Linked DNA regions of Mus musculus: regions 1 and 2 are each linked to region 3. The links are chromatin loops, found by intact Hi-C in ENCODE. Cell type or tissue: left cerebral cortex. All regions are shown on one strand. Links, peaks and the distances in the headings refer to the core of each region. The heading gives the core; the rest is flanking DNA. Region 1 holds the start of Itpka (inositol 1,4,5-trisphosphate 3-kinase A). Region 2 overlaps Mga (MAX gene associated). Region 3 holds the start of Tyro3 (TYRO3 protein tyrosine kinase 3).

Region 1 (5,977 bases), core at 359-5,358, 57 kb after region 3:
ACAGTGCCACTTCGAGTCGTTACACTGCCTCCCTCGGTCCAATCCTAGTGTGCAGGGATGCCAGGTTCCAGAAGGCCCAGGCCACACCTCGGCGCTCTTCTCAAGGTGTCTAGGCAACCTGGGCGCGCGTCTTACTCTCGAAGTCGCCAGGACGCGGCCTTCAGGGCAGAGCGGGGCGTTCCCGGTTTTTTTCTCTCTCTCTTTCCACTCGAGGAACGCTTGCGTAAAATGCATCTAGAGCAACGCTGCACAGTCCACAGGCAGTTAGTTTAGTTATCTGGCCATGGTTAAAACAAGGGAGATTACTGACACAAGAGGATCGCAGGTTCAAGGCCCGAATAGGCTATAGACTGTGTTTCACTGTAACTTGGCAATTTAGTGTCAAGAAAAGAGGGCTAGGATGTAGCTCAGTGGTGGTTGTGCTTGCCTACTGTGTTTGAGGCCCTGAGTTCAACCTCCAGTCAAGGAGGGCCATACCACGAATAATGACTTCACCTCACACTGGCTGGTGATAGCTGCCGGTTAAATTGGCCCGGGAACATTCACATTGCCATACAGAGACTAGCAAGCTCTTGTCAGCCTCAGTTTACCTTTCCCAGGACACTTAGGAGCAGTAGGCCAGGGCGAGGAGGGGGGACGCAGCAGGTGGATCTTGGTTCCGCTCGGTTCTAGCCCTGCGCCCCTCCCTTCCCGCATCCACGCCTCGTGCGCGCGCGGGGAGCAGACGGCAGCGGCTCCGGAGCAGAGCCAGGAGCTCCGCTCCACTCCCACTCAAGAGAGGGAAACCGTGGCAACGGCGGGGGTGGGGCCGCGGCACCGAGAGGGGGAGGAGAGGGAAAAGCTCACGCGCCCCTTTTTCTCTCAGGGCTCCCGGGGCAAGGCTACCCCGCTCTGATCTCTCCAGCCCTACCTGACAGTTACCCAGGTACGCCAGCCGACCCGCCGGCTCCCGCTCCGTGGGTCGCGTACTCCTCAACCTCCTTTAGACGCCCAGGCACTCAGTTACCATCGCCTGCCTAGCCCCCGAAAAAGAACCAAGGCGAGAGGTCGTCCTGGGCTCCCTCTCCGCCCCCATGCCCCCTGTCCCCCGCTTGGGCTCTCGGCGGGGAACGCAAGCCGGTCAGAGCAGAGCAGAGAGCGGAGTCCCCGGCGCGCAGCCCCCGCTGGCCCCGCCCCCGCGGCCCGTACCTGCCCCACGTCCTCGCTGGTTTCCAGCTGCACGTTGCCGCGGCTCCTGCTCTCACTGTCGCTCAGCAGATCGTCCTCCGAGTCCTCGAGCAGCGACGAGGAGCCGGTGGAGGAGAGGGACGAGGTGGAGAGGCGGCGTGGCTGCTGCAGGTGCGACCCCGCAGCTGGGAGCCAGTTCCCCTCCTGGTCTGGCGGCCCTGGGCTGGCCGGGGTCACATCCTCCTCGCTTGTCACAGTGAGCTGAGGGATCACCGGGGCAGGGGCAGCACGCGGGAGCCCGTTGGGCACTTGTCCCCCACGCCGCTTGGCCCCGCGGGCCCGGGGCTCCCCTGCGGCTGCTGCAGCGGCGACTGCGGCGCAGCGCGCTTCGAAGAGCAGGCGCAGCTCCCCGACGCTCCGGCGCGGAGCCCTCTCCAGCCCGGGGCTGCAGGGCCCCGCGCCCCGTGGCCGCGCCATGCCCGTCGGGCGCCCGGGCAGGGTCATCTCCCGGCACCGGAGCCGCAGCCGAGCCCACCAGCCCGCGGCGCGGCGGGGACTGTAGACGCTCAGCGCCCCGGGCTTGGGACTGCCCCGGGGCGGAGCCTCGGCAACGCCCGCCCGGCCGCGCCCCGCCCCGGCCGCGCCCCCCGCCCACTCCTTTCACTTTCTGAGAAAGCGCGGGCCTCCGGGGGCCCTCGCTGCTGCAGGAGGCTTGCAGTGTCCCGAGTGTAACGTGGAAGTCCCAGGTCCGGCCCCCGCCTTATCTCTAGACCTGCCCTCAAGGTGGCAGAAGGGACCTGCCCCGCACCTGAGCCCAGTGCCCTCCCGCGGCTTTTGAGGGATTCCTTCAATGGGAACCAGAGGTCTTAATCTGCACAGGAAGAAGCTGTGCCCATTCTTTCACTCGCTTCCTCGGGCTCCTTTCCGTGTTCCAACCTTCCTGGTCAAAGTCTTTTGAGTCTCTGGGGCTTTTCTCTGGCCTGGGCCCCTTAATTCGGAGTTCAAGGCCGTCAGCCACCCAAGGAAGCCACACCTCAAGGAGTGTGCCCAACTAGAGTCTGTGGCCAGGGTCGAGCTGAGACTGCTCCCCACCCCCACCCCTCGAAGCTCTCCACTTCCCAGCGGGCAGAGAACAAGGTCAAGAGGCGGAGTCTGACTCTCTCCAAGTATCACAGCCGGTGGTGGCCTGCATTTCCACCGCCCCTCTCCAGCCCCCCACTAGCTGTTTCTTCTCCTCCTCCCCCTCCTGCCCCTTTGGAGCTTTGTGGTTTCAAAAGGAGTCCTTTCGCCTCTCTGAACTGCTGAATCTCCTTCGTCGCGGAGCTGCAGGGTTGCTCTGAGAGTAAAATTTTAGAGATGGGTGTTGAGTGCGTAGCTCAGCGGTAGAGCACTTGCGTAGTACGCGACTAGAACTGGATTCCATGCCCAGCATGAAAGGAACGAAAAAGTCTTGGTGCTCCAAAAATGCGAGTGTTTTTTAGTGTTGTAATAGACAGCCAGTGTCTCGGGCCACCCTATCTTGGCTCACTCCTTCTATCCATCTCCCTATCTGTAAACAGAAGAAAAACTTCACACGGCCTAGAGTTATGGCTGCATACTGAAAAGAGAACACCGATGTAGAAGTTCAGACACTGGAAATCCTTCTTGTCATCTCTGAATGGGTCTCTGGCCTCTGCTTGCAGGTGCTCAGCTGAACTTCAAGGCTACTGTGAGCAGAAGCCAGACTTGTCTGCCTTCCCCTAAAAGAATTGAGGGTCCTGTCATGGAACACCTAGAACAACAACCCTGGGATTGCTGGGGCAAGCCCAGGGTTAAGTATGAGACTTGCCTTTTCTCTCTTCAGCCAGAAGTTAAGAGGGAGGAGGAGAACCTTTCGCAAAGAGAGAAGATCTCTAGATGACTGACTGATAAAGGGAGAAGTTGGGGGGGGGTGTTTCCAGGGGCGGTGGCTGCTTGTAGCCATGGGATCTCCAACTGCATGCCAGAGTAATGGGGAGGCTTTGACAGCCCAGGTCATCACAGTGCCTGCAGCTGCCACTCAGCTTCTGTATAGATTTTGGAATTAAAAAAAAAAAAAAAAAAGGAGGAGGAGGAGGAGGTGTGTGGGAGGAATGAAAGCAAAAGAGAAAGGAAACCACAGTCTGAACACTTGCTTCCTCCTTGGAGAAGTGAAGAAACAGCATGGACTCCTGGAAACGTTTTCTGGGGCAGAGGTGTGCATGTCTGAGTGTTTGAGCCCAGAGCTATGCCAGCTTGTAGCAGGGAATCTCAGAGGGTAGACTGGGACCTGACAGAGGAAAATAGGAAGAGGGAGGAGGGAGCATGTTACTGGGTACCTGTGTGCCAGGCAGTGTGTGGACAATGCTGGACTAGTAGGCTGAAGGTCTAGCCTAGCAGCTGAGAGAAATCCCAGAACAATTATTTTTCTTGTATCACGTCCTCACCCAAGTTTAGCAGGAACCAAAGAATGTTGCTGTGGGCCACAGAGAATGTCTATGCTACCTTCTATTAGGCAGAAGGAGAAGGATCAGGGATTCAAGCCATCCATCCATAGTTATAAGCTGGCCAGCCTGGGCTACATGAAACCGTTTCTCAACAATAACAACAGTATGTGCTGTCTAGGTGGATTTTGTTAGATGAATAAGGACAGGCAGAAAACAGAGGGAACTTCCATACTGAGGCAAGGCCTGGATAGGTCATAATAAACTAATAAATAGTAAGCCTCCAAGTCTAGTAATCCTCCTGCCTCAGCCTCCCAATACCAGGGCCTCAGATGTAAGCTAACATACCCAGCTTCCTCCACTTCTTGTTGCTTGAGTAGAAGGGATGTGAAGGAAATCAGTTTATGGAGTGTGTGGGGTGGTGGCCTCCTGTGTGCTGAGAAACAAAAGGTCTGGAAGGGAACAAGGGGCATAGAGCTGGGGCATAGAGGACTATGTCAAGGTTTTGGGGGGTCCTTGAGGGATTGTTCTGAGCTAGGCCACCGAGTCATTCTGCTTTGGCCACAGACCAGCTAACTGTCATAGGAAACAAAGTATCTGGTTTTTGAGACAGAGTCCAGATATGTGGCCTAGGCTGACTTTCTTTTTTCTTTTAAAGATTTATTTATTTATTTATTTTATGTAAGTACAAAGTAGCTGTTTTCAGACACACCAGGAGAGGCCATCTGATCTCATTTTAGATGGTTGTGAGCCACCATGTGGTTGCTGGGGATTGAACTCAGGACCTCTGGAAGAGCAGTCTTAACCATTCTTAACCACTGAGCCATCTTGACAGCCCTGGCTGACTTTCAACCTCCTGAGCGCTGGGCTCACAATCATGTGCCACCACAACCAGCTTTCAACCTGTTTTCTTGAGGCATCTCATGGGTTAGTCCTCCTATACCTTCAAATACTAAGGTGCCTGAGTCCTTTCCCTGTTGCTTAGCCACCTGGACTCAGTATGTGTGAGGGTTATGTCTCTCCTGGAGGTCAACAGCCATGGGACAAAAATATAGGGAAGGAGAGGCCTGGAAATAGAAAGAGCAAAGTAAGGGGTGCATGCGTGTGTGTGTGTGTGTGTGTGTGTGTGTGTGTGTGTGTGTGTGTGTGTGTGTGTGTGCACCTGCTTGTGTGTTTGTGCATGTGAATGTGTGTCTGTGTCTGTGTGTATGCATTAGTGCATGTGTGCACATGCATGTGTGCATGTGAGTGTGTGTGCTTGTACATTTGTGTTCGTGTGTGCATGTGTGTGCACGTGTGTGTGCATGTGTGCGTGTCCGTGTCCCCCCCCCCCCCGCCGCCCCCATGTGCTCAATTTATCTCTATCCTCTGCCTCCACTCCAGGTGCTGAAGCAAAATTACTGCTCACTACCCCCACGTCTATCTGGTCCTGTGCAGTTTCTAAAAGCTTCTTTAAATTAAAAAACAAAACAAAACAAAACAAAACCCTTTATTTTGTGTGTATTGGTCTTTAGCTTGCTTGCCTATCTGTGTACCACATGGGAATCCCCAGTGTTCACAGAGGTCAGAAGAGGGTGTCGGCTCCCCTGGGGTTGGAGTTCCAGACAGTTGTGAGCTGCCTTGTGGGTGCTGATGATCAAACCTATGTCCTCCTTAGAGGACTCTCACTGCTGAGCCATCTCTCCAGCTCCTCTGAAGTTCTGCAAGACAGACAGAGGGAGAGAGAGGGCAGGACAGCATGCACTCTTGAATGAGGGACTCATTACTCTGAGACTCCAGGTCCTCCTCAGTGGAACTAGTTCAGTGTTACAGGGGAGGGATTAGGATATCATTTTCCTCTGGTGGGACTAGTACAAAATTTCATTCTAGTAACACATGCCCGAGGGAGCTTGGTCCTTCTAAGCGATGTGCTGAAAGTAAGACTCCAGTGTTTTGTGGGAATATCTTGATTCACTCACTGAGCAAATATCTATTGAGTAGTTGCAATGAACAAGAGAACCAGCCATTGTGCTAGTTGCAAAGGAAATAAGAACAAATGGCTCTGTTCCTGAGGTGACTATTATCTCACATTTTAATGGAAGAAAACCGAACAGGAGCTGTCAGAAAATTGACTATAGGATGCTACAGGACTTCCTTCACTGTTGGCAATGGGTCCTCAGGGGAGCGCTGCGAACCTTGGTCTCTTGGTTTCTTTACCTATTTCGAACATTCTCAAGTGGTCACTCTGATGTTTGGCTCTGCCCAGGACATTCTAAAAAGAGGGCTGGTGGGAACCTGGACCCATCTTCAATTGTAGGGTGGTGAAGGGCAGTCCTTCTGGAAGGGGAAACACACAGGGTGTGTTCCTTGACAGTTCCAACCTCTGACAC
Region 2 (5,977 bases), core at 284-5,283, 120 kb before region 3:
AGCATTGAACAAGTGAGGAGGTCTTTCACTGAACCTAGAACATCCTAATTTGGTTTTTCCAAGCACCAAGACTGCAGGCATGTACTGCTCTACCTAGCATTTTTATGTGTGCTGGGGATCAAAGTAAGATACTCATATACTTCACATCAAGCAAACTTCATCTACTAAGCCATCTCTTCAGCCCCAAGAAAAGTGTGTGTATCCTTAAATATATTATTTGGTGGTGCACACCTTTAATCCCAGTGCGTGGGAGGCAGAGGCAGGCAGATTTCTGAGTTCGAGGCCACCAGCCTGGTGTACAGAATGACCAGGGCTACAGCTGTCGAAACCCTGTCTGTCTCGAAAAGCAAACAAAAAAAGACCTAGATGTGTTTTTAAAATTGAAAAGAACTTTAGAAGTGGAAAAAATAAAAAACTGCTAATTGAAAGAGAAAATAAAGGGAGAAATAAGCAAAAAGAGGTAGGAAAGAAAAGGGGAAGACAAAATGTACAAAAGACAAATGGGCTTTTCCACATTTTGAAACTAGTACCTTCTTGAAGAGCAGGATGTATCACCTGCTTATGCCTCAAAGACTTCAAATCTTCTATTAATTCCTTTTCCAACTGGGAAATTCTTGTTCTGCAACCTACTCACAAAACAGTGATGAAATAAAATAATGTACATCAGAGAGGATATTCCATGCTATATAGGCCCAACAGCAAATACATCTAAATTTATACTGTTAGACAATACCTGAATCATTTGTGGTTGTGGTCTGAAGACTAGAAGGTTCTTCTGTTGTCCCATCAACTGCATGAATATCAAGAGCCTCCTATACATTAAAAATAAAACCCAGTTATGTTGCTTCTAAAATTTTCAAAGGAAATTCAATTTTTAAAAGAAAAAAAAAGGATGACAATGACGAGTGGCTGGAGAGCATGCTCAGTAGCTACAGGGCATGCTGTCTGATCATGAGAAGCTGGTTTATCCCCAGTATCCATGTAAAAGCTAGGTATCGTATCACTTTTCTGTAACTCCTGGTGGTGGTTAGGATGAAGGAGGAGACTCTCTGAAATCCACTGGTTAGCCTAAGCAATCAGTGAGCTCCAAGTTCAGTGAAGATACCCTGTCTCAAAGAATTAGACTGAGTGAACAAAGAAGGAAGTTCCAATCTCTAGCCTCTGCACACACTCACATAGGTATACACACTGACACCCAAGGATATGCATACATCTGCCACTCATATAAAGAATATTTTTAAATTAATAATATAGGAGTAAGAGTATAAAATACCATGTTTTAGCAATTGCTCCAAATTCACAGAATAGGAGTAATTGTTCTCATACTTTTGAGGGGGTTCTTGTCTTTTGTTTTGTTGGCACTGTTTCACAAGCTGGCCTCCAACTCACTAAGAAGCTGGGAGTGGCAGTCATTTCCTGATCATGCATCCTCTCAGCCTCCTAAGTGCTACAATTTGCAGGAGTGCATCACCACATGTACATTTTATTATTTCCTACAGTTGCATTCAATTACTTTAATCATCAGAGTCTAAATAAGAAAGGTAGTCTAGTGGTAGAACACTTGCCTTATTATTATTATACAAGACCCTGGATTCGATCTCCAGTGCTATTGTCCCAATTCTTGCTACAAACACAGGGGTGGGGGTGGGAATAGGGGGGTCAGAGAGGGAAGATGAAGAGGAGGAAAAAAAGAAAAGCAAGAGGAAAGGGAGGAAAAGGAGAAAGAAACACCACTACCACCACCACCACTACCACCAGCAGCAGCAGCAGCACCACCACCACCACCACCAGCAGCAGGACAAGACAAAAGCAAAAGCCCAACTGATCACAGTGGCACACACCTGTTATCTCAGCACTTGGCAAGCTGAGACAGGAGAATTCAAAGTTTAAGGCCATCCTGGGCATACAATGAGAATATCTCAAAAGACAAACAACCTAAACATGAATAGAATCTTATACTCAACCAACATTAAACTATATTTACACACAACCTGCACACTCTTGTCTTATATAAAGAAGCTTTCTCATAGCAGAGAAAAAAAGACACACCCAACATCTACAGTCAACTTAGAAAAGTTAGATTCCTTAAAAAAACATCTGCATGAAAAGTAATATGCATGTGGAATCAGTGGAGCACAAACCAAAAACTATCCCTGGATAACAATGCTAGGCTAGTACTTAGCTGGGCATGGTGGCATATGCCTTTAGCCCAGCTCTTAGAAGAAACAGCAGATGGATCCCTGAGTTCAAGGCTAATCTACAGACCACATATAGCTAGGGTTATATAAAGAGACCTTATCTCAAAATAAAAATAATGCTAGTATAGTGGTTCTCTAATACTCTACTATTACTTATTACTAACAGTCAGTGTAGGAGAGATAAAGTTATCTCAGAAAAAAAATTCAGTGAACTTTTCAAGTATTGTTAAGCTTTGGAGACTGCAACAACAAAAATTTCAAGTTCAGTTTTCTTTCTTTTTTTTTTTTTCCTTTCTTTTTTTTGTAAATTTTATTTATTCAATGTATGAGTGCTCTGCTGCAAATATATCTGCCTGCCTGAAGAGGGCATCAGATATCCCTACAAATGGTTGTGAGTCACCATGTGGTTGCTGGGAACTGATCTCATGACCTCTGGAAGAACAGCCAGTGCTCTCAACGGGGCCATCTCACCAGCCCTCAAGCTCAATTTTCTAACACTGATGTTATTTATAGTTCACAAGTAGCTTCAACTCTAGTAGCTCCAGGACAACCTGACACCTCTGGCCTCCACTGGCACCTGCACTCACATACATAGACACACATAAATCTTTTTTAATCAGATAAACATTGAACAAATTATAGAATGAGATCTACACAAAGGTACATTTCTTTAAAGTCTATTTCAAAGCAAGTATCTTAAGAGATGATTACTGTTAATTAAACCAAATGTTTAACACTCACTCAATAGCCCCAAACATACTCACAAATAGATACATTAATAAAAGTAGGTCCTAAATTTTAAGCCAATTTTCAATTCAAAACTGATTAGCAGACCTTAAAAAGAAAGCTGATCATTACAACCATACCTTTGATTCAAAGGAAACAAAGAGCACCCCATCCACATCTTCTAGATCAGGTTTCACATCAGGAAAGGTGCTTCCAGGGCCTACAGGAATATTCTTGGCAGCAGTTAAAGATTTCCCTGTGTTTTTAGGTGGTCGCCCTGCCTTAGAGAGTCTCAACTTTCTCGGTCTTCCTCTTTTCCCAGGAGTATTTGGAGAGGCACTATGACTAGCAGTCACAGTCTTTGATGGTATTGCCATTTTAAGCATTGTTGTTCGCTTTTTGCCTAAGTCCTCTTTTCCTGAAAATGACTCTGCAGTTGATCCTTTGGAACTGTCATGTATTCTTTCCGTGCTACTGTTGTCAAGTATGTCCGGGTATTTCCAATTAGGCTCTTTAAGTAAAGTATATTTTTGTACAATTCTGAGATCTGGTGAATGTTTTCTGAGACTATTTTCTGAATCCTTGCTTAAGCAAAAGTCAGTCCCATCAGAATTTTCAATATACGCAGGCAAATATTCTAATTCTGCTAACATAGATTTATCTTTTCGAGAAGTGGAGAGCATATTATCAGGCAATTCAGAAATTTTCACTGTGCTTTTCGTGACAGCACAGGGCTCCAAGTAAACTACTGGCATTTTCCCAGCATCTAATTTAAACATTTTAGCTTTAGCAACACCTGGGCTATTTGGTAGCCATTTATAAGATGGATGGTCAGCTTCTAAATTATCAACTTTATTGTGCCTCTTTAGTTGTTTCTCTAGTATAGGATCGTCATCGCTGTTTGAGTATACATCCGTTTCCTCATCTGTCTCTTCTTGTTTCACTGTTATCCCTTCTGGGCATTCACCAAGTTCATAATCATAATCATCTAGAGGCTCTTCTTTAATGACGACATTAAAGTTTCCATTCGGGTTTGATGGTGAGGAAATCTGGGAATCATCTTCAAAACTGTTCACAATACGACTAGAAAGGTAGAAAACAATAAAAAGTACAGAACTATCTATCAACAAGACTCAGAGAAGGAAAAACAGTTCTTAAAATCAATATATCCATCAGATTTCATGAGTCATTACTTAAAAATTATAGCTTAACAAAGTGCTCAAAAGTAAATTATCAACATCACATGTTTATCAATGTTTCACACACAAAAAAATACAATTCAAGAGCCAAGTTTCAGGGCTGGGCATGTAGCTCAACTGATATACTGCTTGCCTAGAACACAAAAGTCCTAAATTCAATCTCTAACACTACATAAACTAACCCCACTTGTATAAATAAAATGCAGGAAAAGAATAGTTTACCCTTATCATTAAATCAAAATGCAGAGTGCCTTATAAAATGTGTTTGTCTTTAGATATTGATCACATATAAAGAACTCCAAACTAAAAGTCAGCTATAACCAACCAAAAAAAATCAAAGTCTTAAAACTTATGCATCATCAAATGCTAATAAGAGGGAAAAAAAGTGTCTATTACAGCTGAGCAGTGTGGTGTATGCCTTTAATCACAGCCCAAAGAAATAGATCTCTGAGTTCAAGGGCAGCCTGATCTATATGCAGAGTTCTAGGTCAGCCAGGGCTACAAAGAAAAAACCCTGTCTCTAGAAACCAAACCAAAACAAGCAGTCTATCATAACTAGGAATTACAATAAATTAATATGCTTTCAAACTGCTAGTTCTTTTCTGTATTTCAGATAAAATACCTAATACAAAACTTAACATCTTAACCAATTCATTAGAGTAGCCTTCTCAGCGTACTCATGTTACTACCAAAACATTTTCAATTTTTCAAATTAAAAAACTCACTTTCAAGGAATAAGTGTGTGGCTCAGTAGAATGCCTGCCCAATAAGTGTAAGGTCTTAGGTTCAATTCCAGCACCCTTCTTAGCCGTGCCCCCCCCCAAAAAAAAAAAACCATGTTTTCAGTGCGAAGAATTTGCTACAGCAGCTATGGCATTAGTGAGGGAGGTGATGGCACATGTCTTTTACCCCAGCACTCAAAGGCAGGTGGACCTGAGGTGAGGCCTGCCAGGTCTTCATAACAAGCTCCATGCCAGCCTGGGCTACAGAGTGAGACTCTGAGAGAGAGGAAAAAAAAGATTTCGCCACAAATTTCCAAAATAGAAGGCTAGGTTACATTTGGGGATGCTCCTTAGTCTATAAAGTACTTGCCCAGCATGTAGAGAGCCCTAGGTCAATCCTCAGTACCACATAAATCAAACACAATGGTACATACAGGTCATCTCAGCACATACAGAGTGAAGACAAAGACAAGAAATTTAAGATCAGGCCTTTGAGTTGGCTCAGTGGTAAAGGTACCTGAGGTTAAAATCTGATAGCTTGAATGGATCTGATCCTTGGGATCAGAAAAAATAACTCCCATTAGTCCTCTGACCTACAAACACACACACACACACATCAACAACCAACCAAATAAAATGTGAAAATAAAACAATTCAAAAAAGGTTTGTGAAACTAAAAAAAAAGAAAAAAAAAGTACAAATTTCCTGTGCCGCTTTTCTACATACTATATCATCTATCCTGTGCCTTTTTAGGCTCACTTTAAACAATAATCTACATTAAGTTTCATATACTAAGCCACACAAATCCACTTTACTGTCTCAAAAAGAATACAATTCCAACTCTAATATATCTCAATGAAACACTAGTTTTTTCAAAACTTGCTAACTTAATATACATTGTTTTTATAAAATCCAAATATATTAAATATGCACAACTATGTGAACAATAATTACTTGCTCCTGCAGAACTTATTTAAAAAAATCCTTCAATGAGTAACTTTCCACTCTGGTTAAAATGTAGATGACTAACAGCTGAAGAAGAACCTAGACTTCAGATTCTCTTGCCTCCATGATAGGTTAATCACAGGCATTCATCAACAGTCCTGGCTTTGTGCAGCACTGGGGATGGACT
Region 3 (5,977 bases), core at 594-5,593:
TCTGCCCAGGGTGTCAGTCAAGCCCACGAACTGCTGCTAGTATCCCTGACTCCACCCTGTAAAACGAAGGGAGGTTGAGAAGAGGGAAGGAGGGAATGCTCCCCTGAAGTGGAGAACATATGGCTACAAAACCACGTCAGATCAAACACATGGCAGCCTTCCTGGCAGCCGCCTGCTCTATTAATACCTGAATGTGTGCTGGGGCGGGTGCTAGGAAGACGGGAGGCAGAAGGGAGGGGTGGGGCCCTAAGCAGAAGCCCCAAGACCCCGGAGCTACTGTGGCATCAACAGGGCCCACTTATTAAAATCTTACCCTCTTCAGGCAAGGGTAGACACACACAAACACACGCCCACACACACACACCCTCCTGGCATGTATTAAACAGATGGGCAGGTGAAGAATCTGCATAAAGGAAATCCAGACCTGTTCTTTCTGCTCCTTACTGTGTAACCCTAGGTAAATTCCTGGGCTCTCTGAGCATCTGATACGCACCTCGGAGCCTGCATATACTTTCCACTCTTTAGCTTCCTTTCCTTTCAAGGCTAATGTGGCAAAGAACTCAGTTTTTAAGAAATGCTTGTTGGATGGCTGCTGCCGGGGGAGGGGGGGGGCGCCTGTCTCTCTACCCTTCCCACTCACCCTCACAGGACAAGGAGACATAGCTTCACACCCCTCTGCACCCTGATGTGTGCGTGTGAACTTGAAGGCAAAGGTGCTGCCCTCCTGCCTCGGGGAAATGCCTCTGTGGCTGTGTGGCAACGTAAAGCTAATCTTCACAAGAAGCAGTAACCTTCACCCAACCCAAGCTACTCAACATTCGGGTTTCCGGGAGCGCCAAGGGCCACAGGAACTAGAGTACGGGCAGAGGTATTTTAGAATCCAGCACCTTCACAACCCTGGGTGCTCAAACCCAGATCCTGTAGTTTCAAAGTGGGACCTCGGGGGTGTGCGGAAGGCAGAATGGGTCCTTAGGACTGGGGAAAAGGGAGCAGACTACTAGGAACATAGAGGCGGGAAAATACAGTCCTAAGCACCCCCGACTGCCCACACCCCCCACTCCCTTCCTTTGCACCCAGCCAGCCCCGGGCGCGAGAAAGTTGGGGGCGGGGGCCGCGGCCGGAGGTCTGGCAGCCAACACCCGCTGCGTCCTAGTCTCGGCCTTCCAGCCCCGGCCACCGACCCCAACCTCTGGCCGGCCCAGGCCCGGGTCTCGCCCGCTGCCGTCCCCGGGCTGCGCCCCTCAGTCGTGCGGCTCAGCAGCCCCCCGCTTCCCGCCGCCTCCCGGGCCACCCCTACCTGCGGCCGCAGACCCGGGGAGCAGCAGAGAAGCCAGTCCCGCCAGCAGCAGCGGCCGGAGCCCCGGCCACCCCATGCTCCGCCTCAGCGCCATCGGCGGCGACGCCGCACCATGCCGGGCCCGGCCCGCGAGCGCAGAGAGGAGGGTGGCGGAGGAGGGGCGGGAGGCCCGCGGGAGGGGCGGGGGGCGGCGCTCGGCCCGGGCGTCCCGGACCCGCGGCCGCCTAGAGCCGCGGCCACCGCCGTCAGCAGCGAGGAGTCCCCGGGGCTGCGGCTGGGCCACCGCGCTCCTTCCACAGCCGCCGCCGCCGCCGCCGCTGATTCATGTTCTTCTGCGAGCCGCCGCCTCCTCCCGGCCCGCCCGCCCGCCCTCCGCGGAGCTCGTGCCGCCCTCCCCCTCCCCCGCGCAGCCCCGGTGGCGAGAGCCGAGCGCTAACCTCAGCCCTTACCGCCCGACCTCCCGCCCACCTCCAGAAGGCGCAGCGGGACCCGCGCCCTGGCCACTCCGCTGCCGCTGCGGAGGACCTGCCTCGCTCCCTGGACAGGCACCCGGCCACGCCCCTCCTTCCCCAAATACTTTCCAGTCTCCAGCGGGGCACCCCATCCTCTCCTCAGAACCCCTCTTGGAAGCTCCTGCCACACCCCAACACTGTTCTAAATCCTGACCTCAGACTCCGACACAGCCCTCTCAGAACACAAAGCACCTACTAGACACAGCAACCCTCAGGTGTCCCCAAGACGGCTGGAACAGCTCCCCGAGAAACTACTAGCATCCCTGTACCTCTTTGCTTGAGCTTTTCACCCAGTTTTTTTTTTCTTTTTCGATCTTTGTAGCCTACCTTTAATCGCCAAGTATTCTCCTATCGAAAGACCATTCTCCCCAGCCCATCTTCCCAGAGTGTTTTCCAGTTTGTCGTCCATCTAGAGTTTTCCAAGATCTGTTTCGTAATTCTTAGGTGTCCATCCCCACTGCTAGCCTACGAAGGCCAAAGCAAAATCACCGTGATTTTCGAGGGTATCATTCTTCTTTCTTGCTTCCTCTTTCCACCCCTCCACTTCTGGGACATAGTGTGAACATTGGCATTGTCTTCATACTAGCTAGTGAAACATCTGCTATTATTAGTAGACCACCTTGCGCACAGTAGGCACTCCATAAATAAATAGGCAGATCCTTGTTAAAAGAATGAATAATTGCCTGCTCCACAACCAGTAATCACTGGAGGTGGCCTGCCCACAGACATCCTGTCAGGAAGATGCAGAGCTGGTTCCAAATCGCACCTGCCAAGTCCTCCTCTTGTCCTCACCTCTTCTTGGCCCCTGGAGGACAACCCACAACAGGCGCTTTCCAGGGGTCCTGGATGGGGAGAAAGAACTAGCCAGTGAGACGTCCCATACTCACTGGATCTTTCCAGGGATTCTCCTGAGCAGCAGGAGCCTCCCTCTTCCTCCACTTGGCCCACCAGTGCTTGTTTATTAATTATCTTAATGATAACAGCAGTGCTGGCGGCAGCCGCAGACCCAGCTGGGGGCGCCCCCAGGCGGCAGGATAGGAAGACTCTTGGCAAGTCTGGTCAACAGTTGGATCGGAGGGGCCTGACTTCCTGCTGAGCGCTCTGCCAATTTTCTTGGGAACTCTAGGATGGCTCCAGGACGCTTTCCTGAAGGGGGAAAAAAGAAAAGAAAAGCACACAAGCTTGCTCTTTTCCAGAGCTTTGGAATTTTGAGTGTCAGACAGTCTGGAACGGAAGCCAGAACTGTTCTACGCTGTCTCCAGTAAAGGGGACCCTTCTCTTTATTTCAATTAACCTGGCACAGAGTATTCCCGGAAGATGTTCAATCTAGAGACCAAACACAGCTTCTACTTCCTGTTCTTCACTCCTGAGCTGATATGGAATTCTAGCCCAAGGGTTTATACTTTGTTATCAGTTAAACTGGCTCCTTAGGCAAGTCATGGAGGTGGCTTTCCGCATTCTAACTAAGCCTGAGACACATCACCATCCTGCTAGAAAATATGTCTGCTTTCCCTGAAGGGAAATCCCACCTCACTTTCCCCGAAGGACATCCTGGTTCCATGTTATCTTCCTAATTTCATTTCAGTATCCGCCCTGGCTCTCAGTATTTCTACTTACAGGGCCAAAGTGGCAGGCAGAAACCTGTGGGGTGCTGATCTGCCTTGCCTTTTTATCTGCTATACAGGAGTGGTTCGTTTCTTAGTTCTTAAACCCACTCAGCGCCTCTCTCTCTCTCTCTCTCTCTCTCTCTCTCTCTCTCTCTCTCTCTCTCTCCTCTCTCCTCTCTCCTCTCTCGGCATAGCATAGGAATGTGCTTCTAGGGTATGTGAGCAGGTGTGATTTTTGTGGAAGAGATGTGTAGGTGGGTGAGAGGGTGTGCATTGTGATGTATGAGGGAGGGTGTGCATTTGTGCAAATTCTAAATGTGACTGACGCTCTGTGGGTGGATGGGAAGAAAGTGTGTTCTTGTGTGTATGTCTGTGTGTGTGTGTGACTGGAGGAGGATGGCTGCCTGTGCAAATGCATGCCTGCAAAAGTTCCCTTCCTTCTGTAAATGCATTGCTTGGAGGGAAGGTAATCAGATCAGCAGGAAATGTTAGCTGACCTAACAGAGAAGCAGCTGTCCCTGGAGTTCCTGTCCTCCAGACGGAACCAGAGCCAGCTCTATCTATCTCAGGGGAGGAACATGCTATTGTATGGCTAAAGACATGCTGTGAAAGGAGGGGCTAGTGGCAGACTCATATTGTGGACAGGTCAAAGTTAGACCATAGCATCTCCTTACTCTGTTAAATGGTAAAAATTGGGACTAGAGAAATGGCTCAATGGTTAGGTGCACTGTTGCTCTTGCAGTAGACTCCCTCCTTTGATTTCCAGATCCCACGTGATAGTTCACAACAATCTATAACTCTAGTTTCAGGGGATCTAACATCCACATCTGACCTCGTCAGGCACCAGGCACACACATGACATGACACACATATGTGCAGACAACACCCTTACACACATGACTGCTCACAGAAGCAGGACACCTGATGCCATTTCCAGCATCCCAAGAAACAGCTATTTCAGCTTCTTTAGATTTGAGGCCGCTCTCCCCACAAGGAAGAGGAAGCAAGGTGAGCTATGGGGCACGACACCCTGACCCAAGTACCCGTTCTTCCCCAAACCACTGGCTCATGAGGGTTGGCAGGTCCCACTCAAGGGGTGAGGAAGATCATAGACTATGGTCCTTATCTTCTTATAGGCAAATGTTGTTGCTTTGGGGGCTTCATAGGGAAAATAATGCCTATAGTTGAACTTCAAGTGTGCTAGAAACTGTTGCTATGCCTACCAAATGCTAAGCAGGAGATCATGCCACTCCTTGCCCCACAGAAAATGAAGCAGAAAGGTATATTCCCAAAGGCGACTAGACGTTCCCTAACAACCTTGGGGGAAGCCTCAAATAATCAGACTTCTCCCCAGAACAGATTTAGAAATAAAAAGAGAGAGGGTACATATTTGGGCTTTCTGAAAGGGGTTAGGTCCAAACGTGGAAAAAAAGAGAGATGACTCAGTGTTAAGAACACTTGTGGGCTGGAAAGATGGCTCAGTGGTTAAGAGCACTGACTGCCCTTCTGGAGGTCCTGAGTTCAAATCCCAGCAACCACATAGTGGCTCACAACTGTCTGTAACATCTGTTCCAGGGGATCTGGCACCCTCCCACAGACACACATGCAGCCAATGTACATAGAATAAAAATAAATAATAAAAAATTTTTTTAAAAGGAGTACTTGCAGAGGCCCAGGTTCCCAGCATCCACAGGCAACTCATAGTCTGCTGTGGACCCAACAGCTTCTTCTTGCCTCCTTGGGCACTGTCTTAGTCAGGGTTTCTATTCCTGCACAAACATCATGACCAAGAAGCAAGTTGGGGAAGAAAGGGTTTATTTGGCTTACACTTCCATGCTGCTGTTCATCACCAAGGAAGTCAGGACTGGAACTCAAGCAGGTCTGAAAGCAGGAGCTAATGCAGAGGCCATGGAGGGATGTTCTTTACTGGCTTGCCTCCCCTGGCTTGCTCAGCCTGCTCTCTTATAGAACCAAGACTACCAGCCCAGAGATGGTCCCACCTACAAGGGGCCTTTCCCCCTTGATCACTAATTGAGAAAATGCCTTACAGTTGTATCTCATGGAGGCATTTCCTCAACTGAAGCTCCTTTCTCTGTGATAACTCCAGCTGTGCCAAGTTGACACAAAACTAACCAGTACAGGCACCAAGCATGCATGTGATGCTCATACAAGCAGGAAAACACTCACATATAAAAAGAATATAAATAAATGTTTTGAAAACAAGTTCAACCGGGGAGGAGAACCCTTGAGGGGAAGAATTGTATGTTAGAATGTATATGTGTGTCGTATTTGTCTTCTTTTTAAAAAAATTAATGTGTACTTGTGTAGCATGGCAGGGAGCGGTTCTTGTGGAGGGGCTCATGTGACACAGCCTGTATGTGGACATCAGAAGAATATGTTCACCCGGCGGTGGTGGCCCACGCCTTTAATCCCAGCACTCGGGAGGCTGAAGCAGGTGGATTTCTGAATTTGAAGCCAGCCTGGTCTACAGAGTGAGTTCCAGGACAGCCGGGGCTATACAGAGAAACAAGAAAGAAGAAGAAGAAGAAGAAGAAGAAGAA

Evidence for each region. A loop is a pair of places that touch in the nucleus more often than their neighbours do. Peaks named below come from ENCODE experiments on the same cell type or tissue, not always from the same donor. Only the 100,000 strongest peaks of a DNase experiment are listed, where the experiment ranks them.
Region 1: it touches region 3 in a loop (4-fold over the local background); 4 of 42 quality-filtered maps call a loop at or near these places.
Region 2: a loop joins it to region 3, with 2.3 times the contacts of the local background. A loop is called at or near these places in 2 of 42 quality-filtered maps.

The regions. Positions count from the first base shown.
Region 1 is chr2:119,738,073-119,744,049 of GRCm38, reverse strand. It overlaps Itpka (inositol 1,4,5-trisphosphate 3-kinase A), which reads right to left and starts at 1,713. Exons shown (of 7, transcript NM_146125.2): 1 at 1,189-1,713. The coding sequence starts at 1,671. Gm25857 (a small nucleolar RNA gene) reads left to right here and starts at 3,094; the gene lies at 3,094-3,222. In left cerebral cortex, for the core only: no CTCF peak of the experiment used is centred there; DNase peaks (open chromatin) are centred at 1,175, 1,934, 2,396, 2,576 and 1 more place; H3K4me3 peaks cover 2,202 bases; H3K27ac peaks cover 2,058 bases.
Region 2 is chr2:119,914,461-119,920,437 of GRCm38, reverse strand. It overlaps Mga (MAX gene associated), which reads right to left. Exons shown (of 24, transcript NM_013720.2): 3 at 3,065-4,007; 4 at 734-812; 5 at 531-626. Among named protein-coding and RNA genes, the nearest start is that of Mga, 20 kb to the right of the region's middle. In left cerebral cortex, for the core only: a CTCF peak has its summit at 2,538 (motif pointing right); no DNase peak of the experiment used is centred there.
Region 3 is chr2:119,795,204-119,801,180 of GRCm38, reverse strand. Tyro3 (TYRO3 protein tyrosine kinase 3) reads right to left here and starts at 1,667. Exons shown (of 19, transcript NM_019392.2): 1 at 1,298-1,667. The coding sequence starts at 1,391. In left cerebral cortex, for the core only: a CTCF peak has its summit at 2,845; DNase peaks (open chromatin) are centred at 1,419, 1,804, 2,828, 3,708 and 1 more place; H3K4me3 peaks cover 1,583 bases; H3K27ac peaks cover 2,755 bases.